3 separate regions of the Mus musculus genome follow, and regions 2 and 3 are each linked to region 1. A link is a loop called in an ENCODE intact Hi-C map of the cell type or tissue named here. Cell type or tissue: left cerebral cortex. All regions are shown on one strand.

What was found. Hi-C counts contacts between places; a loop is a spot of excess contacts. Peaks named below come from ENCODE experiments on the same cell type or tissue, not always from the same donor. Only the 100,000 strongest peaks of a DNase experiment are listed, where the experiment ranks them.
Region 2: it touches region 1 in a loop (3-fold over the local background); 25 of 42 quality-filtered maps call a loop at or near these places.
Region 3: it touches region 1 in a loop (7-fold over the local background); 18 of 42 quality-filtered maps call a loop at or near these places.

What each region holds. Positions count from the first base shown.
Region 1 is chr11:20,453,671-20,456,170 of GRCm38, reverse strand. It overlaps Gm39606 (a long non-coding RNA gene), which reads right to left. Exons shown (of 2, transcript XR_872284.2): 2 at 136-2,500. Among named protein-coding and RNA genes, the nearest start is that of Gm39606, 1.8 kb to the right of the region's middle. In left cerebral cortex, a CTCF peak has its summit at 990 (motif pointing left); DNase peaks (open chromatin) are centred at 161 and 950; H3K4me3 peaks cover 1,014 bases.
Region 2 is chr11:20,912,617-20,915,116 of GRCm38, reverse strand. The region is part of intron 1 of Gm46273 (a long non-coding RNA gene); the gene reads left to right. Among named protein-coding and RNA genes, the nearest start is that of Gm32293, 3.4 kb to the left of the region's middle. In left cerebral cortex, a CTCF peak has its summit at 969 (motif pointing right); DNase peaks (open chromatin) are centred at 708 and 974.
Region 3 is chr11:20,741,581-20,744,080 of GRCm38, reverse strand. It overlaps Gm46272 (predicted gene, 46272), which reads right to left. Exons shown (of 1, transcript NR_168691.1): 1 at 692-2,500. It also overlaps a transcript of Aftph not described here. Among named protein-coding and RNA genes, the nearest start is that of Aftph, 1.3 kb to the right of the region's middle. In left cerebral cortex, a CTCF peak has its summit at 1,271 (motif pointing right); DNase peaks (open chromatin) are centred at 1,325, 1,550 and 2,375; H3K4me3 peaks cover 1,518 bases; H3K27ac peaks cover 1,577 bases.

The DNA of each region.
Region 1 (2,500 bases):
GTCTCCCTAGGTAATTAAGGGATTGCTGAACGCGCAGAAGGCACTCTTACACACGGGTTAGCCTGCTAACTCTCAGCTCTCACCCTCTGCCACACTTAGATCTTTCCGGAACACATCACACAAACTGCTCACAGGCAGGGCTGCATCTTTTATTATTCACCCAGTGACCGAACACCGACTTCTCCAGACCCCCACCCTAAGGATGCATCCCGATCACAGCTTCTTGCCTTCCCAGCCCCCTCTACCCAATTCCAAATTCCATCGTCGTCGGGGTTGGAAAAAAAAAAAAAGAGTCCACGGCATCCTGGGTTATATGATTTTAACTCTGCCAATCCCAAAGGCTCCAAGTGTCGCAGCTTCCTGCTGGGGAATAGTGACTGAGACATCTCCCTGGGCTACTTAGGTTTGGGGTCGTACCCCCAACCTCCAGTCCCCATGCCTGAGCACCTGAGACAGGGGTTCTCTGTGTAGCCCTGGCTGTGTTGGAATTCGCTGCGTAGACCAGGCTGGCCTGAAACTCCGCGATCTACCTGCTTCTGCCTCCGGAGTTTAAAGGCAAGCGTCACCACGCCCGGCTTTGTTTTTATTTTAAGAACTGAAACAAGTTATCAATTGGAAACTCCCAAGGTATCTCCAGAGAGCTTCCAGAGGCCATTGGGTCTTGAGGTCTCTATGACTTTCGAGCCGTGAGGCTCTGGGGTCGCGATCCCCACAGGGTCCTCCCTATGGTTGTTGGTACTACTCGGTCTGGGACACCCTAGCCGGGGGCGTTCTGGAACCGCTCTGCATTGTTGCATAAACCCTGCTCGTCCCACCTGCGCTGAAGTTAGCCTCATCTCAGGCTCGGCTAAATTCTCCACTAGACAGATGCGAGCAGGATAAGAAACGTAATCGGGAAGGGGCCCGGGATGCAGGCGCCGTATTTAAAGAACACATACAAACACACTTGCAATATCCCTGGTCAGTCGCTCCCCCAGGCGGCGGCGCAGCGCCCTCTGGAGGCAGAGCGTGGCCTTGCAATCCCTGCACGCCTGAGAGCTGTGCGCCAGAGCCAGGGGAACCTGAAGCTTTTGGAGAAACTGCAACAGCTTGGGGAAGGGAGTGAAAGTGTCCAGTAAGTTCTGAGAAACGCCAAGGACAAAGGAAAGGGGTCTTCATAAAGACAGGCTTTCTGTGTTTAGCTCTGGCTGTCCTAGAACACCAAATGGCCCCAAACTCAGAGATCTACCTGCTTCTGCCTCCTAAGTGTTGGGCCATCCTTCAGGGCTCCTCCTTCCATTTTCAATGAATCCCTGAAATCTTCCCGACACAGTGCCACCCGTTACCTACAGTTTGATGTTATTTATTTGTTTGTTTGTTTGTTTGTTTGTTTGTTTATTTTTAAATGCAGGTAGTCTTGCTATGTTGCCTAGGGGTCTTGAAATCGTGTTCTCAAGCAATCCTTCGTCCGCATCCTCTGGAGTAGCCTGGACTCCATGCTTGTGCTCTGGGATGGTGACATTTAACAGTCATGTTTAACCATCGTTGTACTTACAATACCAGTGCAATTTAAAGGTCCCCACCTTCTGGCCACCTTCTATTTTCTTGCTGGTTTTGAGTGTGCTTGTCCCTTGTGGCCCCTACACATTTCTCTGCCTTTCTCACGCGCAGTCACTAAAATGTAGACTATTAACATGCCCATCCCAGTCCAGAGCCTGCAGTTGCCCACTGGCATGTCTGGACCTCTCCTATGGCACTCAGGACCCCAGGGGATCCGTAGGGGGCTCTCTCAGTTCTTTTTTGTACTTCAGTCTGGCAGGATGCAGCCACCCCGCTAGCTGAGGCCCCTCTTCCCCTGTTAACAGGTGCTCATTGCTCTCAGCCTCCTCTCTATCTGGAATTTCTCTTCTCTGGCCACTCCACACTGAACTCAGGCAGGCTCTCCTTGCCTTCCCTCTGAGTCCCTCTTTATTCCATTTATGCCTGGTGGGAATACCTCCAACTTCACACCTTCCTTCTCTTTCGTGTGCTTTCCTGCTGTATCAGTTTTGTATTGCCACACAATCAGGCCACCGCCCCTTGGCTTAAACTGTAGCTTCAAACAATAAACATTTATTTGCTCCAGAGTCTGCGGGCCAGCTGGTGAGCCTTCCAGCCTGCCTCTGCTACAGCTTGCTGATGTGTCACGTGGTGAACTGGCAGGACACGGCTGGTGCTTGGCTGTCACCTAAGGTGAAACCGTGACTGGATCACATGTGCCCCATTCAACAGCCTGGGTCTCTCTCAGGCTTCTTTCCATTGCCAAAGATGTAAGTGCAAAAGCTAGCTACAAGACTTCTTGAACCCCGGGCTTGGAACTGAGACATGCTTACATATTCAGGGAGGTTAAGTCACAAGGCCAAGTCAGACATGGGATTGAGCAAAGACACTTCAACTCCTGCTACAAAGGAGCTATGGAAGACAGCAGCTGCAGTCTAAAGAGATGGTTCAGCCATTAAAGGCTAAGGTTCACACCAAAAGG
Region 2 (2,500 bases), 460 kb before region 1:
TCAGGGGTGGGAAACACTGGTGTGTGTGTGTGTGTGTGTGTGTGTGTGTGTGTGTGTGGTCTTCGGGGATGTGTGTGGAGGTTGGGTTTGTGGGGTGTGTGTGTGTGTGTGTGTGTGTGGTCTGTGAGGGGGTGTGTGGAGGTTGTATTGTGTTTTGGAATCCATTTTGAAGAAGATAAACTTCTTTGTGCGGGGGGCGGGGGGTACGAAAGGGCACAGTGGGTGCCCCCTGAGCTCTACAATGTTCACACCCTCACACCGATCCTTCCCCCACACCCGCATGCACCTCACACCCTGCAGAGCTCCACAGCACATGTGTTCACCTGCAGCAGTTCTTATCTGAGGAGAATATGTCCCAAGACACACCACACACACACACACATATACACACACACACACCAGTATTTCCCACCCCTGAAAAATGCACGTGCGTGTGTAGTCATGTGGGGCAGTCAGATACCTTCTCCCTTCCCCAGCACTGGTTTTTCTCATGTGTGGAACGGAGGGTACTAATAGCCACTCTGCAGCCATTTCTCTGAATGATAAATAAGTTAATGACAGGAAACAGCACACAGAGGCTGTAACATTAAAGTTAGAGGGTAGTCAGGTGCTGAGCCAGAACTTGGCATCATTGAAGCTGACGGTCAAGATTTGAGGGGGTCGGTGACAAGCAGATTGAGGAATCTGTAAACAGCCCGTGTACTGGTTCTGAGAGCTCTAAAAAACTGGGTTGAAAATGAGAAACACGGGAGCCATCAAATTGCACCAAGTTGTTTGTTTGTTTGTTTTTTCTAGTGTGAGCCAATCTATTGAGACTTGGACTCTAAATATTACGTTTGAGTCACTCCTGCTTCCTTCCCCTCCACCAACAACCTTGTCTGAGACATATCAGGACTGTGGCTTTTCAGCATCTCCCACCAAACTCTTGTCTCTCATCGTAGGCAGAACAGCCCCTTGCAGGAAAAGACACTAGGTGGCGCCAGACCCTTGCGTTTTCCAGCCGTCAAACACTTCCTTTTCCTGTGAGGTTCTGTTTTCTGAGAGAAGTACTAATCTTGCTAGAGACTTGGGGGCTACTTCAATCCATTCCACAAACATAAATCAACTTCCTATCTGTTGTAGGTAGGCTTCTTATTGCTGTGATAAAACACCATGGTCAAAGCAACTGGGGGAGGAGAGGGTTTATTTGGCCCACCCTTCCATATTTCTGTTCATATTTCAGAGGAAGTCAGAACTCAAAACAGGTCAGGAACCTGGAGGCAGGAGCTGGTGCAGAGGCCACGAAGGGGTGCCCCTTACTGACTTGGATCTTCATGGCTTGCTCAGCCCTTCCTTATAGAGCGTAGGACCACCAGCTCAGGGGTGTCCCACCCACAGTGGGCTGGGCCCTCCCCCACCAATCACTAATTAAGATCATGCCCTACAAGCTTGTTTTAACCTGATCTTATGGAGGCATTTCTCAATTGAGGTTCTCTTCTCTTGGATGACGCTAATCTGTTTCAAGATGATAGAGAACTACCCAGCAAACTGTCTCAGCTCAAGGCACCCTCCTCCCTTGTGCCTCTGCTGCTCCCCACCCCACCCTTTTCAGATGCGGTCATGGAAGGAGGTTACTAGACCTGATGCTGAGACCCTAAGTTCGCTACCAGCTATAAATATATTCCTTTTCAACTTCTGCCATCCCCTGAAGAGCAGGAAGAAAAACACTTTCTTCCTTAGGAGGTGCAGGAGAAAGAAAAGAAAAAGGCGAATCCCTCTATGAGCACAGCTGAGTCTTCTGTCCCCACCGGGTCAGAGCTGCCAGCACAATCTGACCTCAGGCCTTCTTATGCTAGGCCTTGCCCTTCCAGGGGAGCACAGGACCTCATTGTCCCCAGTTCAATTCTGAGCACCTCTTCCAACCTTGAGAGCTCAGTGCTGGGGCTGATGGATTCCAAAGCAGTTTCCTGCTTACATCTGGAGCATTCTCCACACCTGCAGGCACTGTCAGTGAGCAGATAAAGTGATTGACACCCTCAGGCCTCCTTGTCACTGCTGGGGCTTATGTCTGTTTAAAATGAAGCTGTTCATGATGCCCACCAGATCAGGCGGTTAACGGCAGTTTGGGCCAATAGTGTTTCCATTGGCAGTGTCTGTCTGGGTATAGGAAGTCTAATTGTTCATAAGAAAGTCCCAGCCTTCTCTTCCTCACCGCTTACTCTATGGGATTTCCTGTGGTGAGAGACTTTGGACTTTGCAGAGTTGGGGGACAAGTGTGAGGGGAGGCTCCTAGCCTCTCCCACCATGAGGACACAATGAGGAGCCAGCTGTCTCAGACACAGTAGGCCCTCAGAGGACTCTTTTGGGAGCTGAATGTATCTTTCCCCAGACAGCCTGCCCTGTTAACACTGGTGGTTAAATTACAGGTCCTTGCAACCACCAGATATTGGAAAGGGTTTTACTTTAATATTCCCTTGCCTTCTTAAAGACCAGATCACTAGGAAGAAAGCCATTTTCTTTG
Region 3 (2,500 bases), 290 kb before region 1:
AAAATGCTGGAATGCTGGCATCCCAGGCTTAAGTGCAGAAGTGTGAGGCTCACTATGAGCTCTGAGAGGGAAGAGAATTGGTATGGTTAGAGTATCCATCCAGAGAGAGCAGGGAACTTCACCAGCAGTCTTCTGGGGGCTCTGTTGTTAGTGAATACTTAGAGAAGGGACAGCCATGAGAGCAGCCTTAGAGTGGAAGGGACAGGGATTGGATTTCAGACACTAAAGAAAACTTGGAAAGTCCCTGAGGTACAGCAACAGGGTGAAACTCCTTCATTCTTCCAGTGAATAAGCATTGAGCTTCTATCTTCCAGTGTCTTCTCCTATTGCTTTCTTTGGGCTCCTAAAGTCTTTATTGTAGAGGTAGTTCATCTACTTCATTAAATTTAAAAATAGTGGACATGGTGACACATACCTGTAATCACAGCACTTGGGTGGTAGAGATAGGGGATCAGTTCAAGATCCTCTTTAGTTTACAGGCTGAGAACTAGCCTGGGTTATAGGAGAACCTGGTTCAAAATAAAAGTAGAAAACCAGGGGTTTTCCCTCTGTGTTGTGTGTGATGCAGGTTTCTCTACTTAAGGTATGATTCACAGAGCCTCCCCCCTGGAAGAGCTTTTAGAGGTCAAAGAAATTTGAGTGTCTAAGAGGTAAACAATAGCACTACAATGTAACATTTGACTAAAAGGGGTAATATAAGTATAAACTTTACTATTTATTATGATTTCAGTTGTTTAACAAGGCTGAATAGGAGAAAAAATTAGAAGTGGTCAGGCGTTTTTCTTTTCTTGATGCCAAATGTCATAATCACATGTAAGAGTATCCAATTACAGGTAGGTTGATTGTGCTCCCAAGTCATTTGAACAAATAGCTACTCAGCTTCCATGGATTTAAAAAAAAAAAAATTAAGTAAACAGAGTTAGCCTCTTCACTTACCTAACAAAGATAATCATTTGGTAATCATATAATTTGTGAAATCGGGAAGATACTTTCCCAAACTGCACGGTTTCCTTTTAATGTTTAGAATCACTATATTAAACATTTTTGATTGGTTTAAATTATTTGAAAATCATCATTCAAACGTTTCCTTCGGATCTTAGTCAGTACTTATTTGGTAGATTTATCAAGTGAAAACAAACATATGTTTGTCTGAAATAAATTAATTTTCAGTTTTACACGCATTTTTTTTTACTTTCATTCTCAGACAATAAACATGTTTTACAGTGACATACTTTTTTTTTTTAATTTGCACACGAGCTACACCAGCAGGGGGCGAAATACAAAAGGAATAAATTTGACAAGCCATATAGATTTTTCTCACTTCAGTGACTGGCCAATAACAAAAATATTCAGCATAACCACAAAGCAGCAATGCAGTCTCTGTTATCTTGCAATGACTGAATTGTGAGGAGACAAATGAGGGTCTATTTTAGTTCTTCAAGTTAATTTGTCTAGAACATTGCAGAGGCAGGATAAACCATGATGAATTGCTATTGTCCTTATCTTTTTCAACGTGTGTAATTCCTCCAGTCAAAGGGCTAGACAGTTCTCTGAGATGACGGGTGTTTTCAGTCCTTGTTCCTTTCGGTTACTGCTGAGCTTTGCGGTTTGGGAACTATTTTAAATAATTCAGCGTGGGCAGAAAGAGAACCCGGCAGGGCTCAGGGTTTGTAGGGTAGAGTCCAGGGTTCACCGTCTGAGACAGGAATAAAAATCCTGCAGCTTTGTCTGAGTTTTACAGTGGAATGGTTTCTAACAGAGTCATAATAAAGGACGGGGAGATGTTATTAAAAAAAGACCAATTGCTCAGGAACCGATGGAAACAAAAACCTCTTATGACCTCTATTGTATAGAATCGCTCAAATGCACAAGTTGATTGGAAAGATGTATGAAAATGATCATCTTCTCCAAACACCAACACAATTCTGGACTGATTTTTGTAGAAGACCATTTGTTAGTTTGCCTGCTGACTTCTCGTCTTAAGTAGGACAATCACTTCTCGTTTGTTAAATAACAGCTTCCTCTTTTGTTGGCTTACATAAAAAGGGAAGGGAATGAAAGTCTTTTATTCCGGGCAAAAAGGACAAGCTGCTGAATGTTGTCCAGCCGGTTTTTCAGCAGAGATCTGGTTCCGTATTTCCATACGTCTGCAGTTTTATTCCAAGGCGGAACTTAACCCTCTCCCCGGCTCATCGGGAAAGTACTGGGCGGAGAGAAGCTCAGGTCTGTGGCCCGGAGCGCTGCCTCAGAGGGTCGGGAGGGGAGGGAGGACGTCCCCAGCCCACACTTCAGTGAGTACGGAAAAAAGACCGTTTGCCCGCAACCAAAATGGCGAACGTCGTTCCACACGACGGCGCCTGCGCAGAAGTAAGAAGTCTGTGACACTAATTCCCCTGGAGTGTCCTCCCCCACCCCGGCACCCACCAGCGCCCGGCCCCGACCTAGCCACCTGCGCCCGGAAGTGACGTATGGACAGCAGCGGTTCCCCGCTGCATGATGG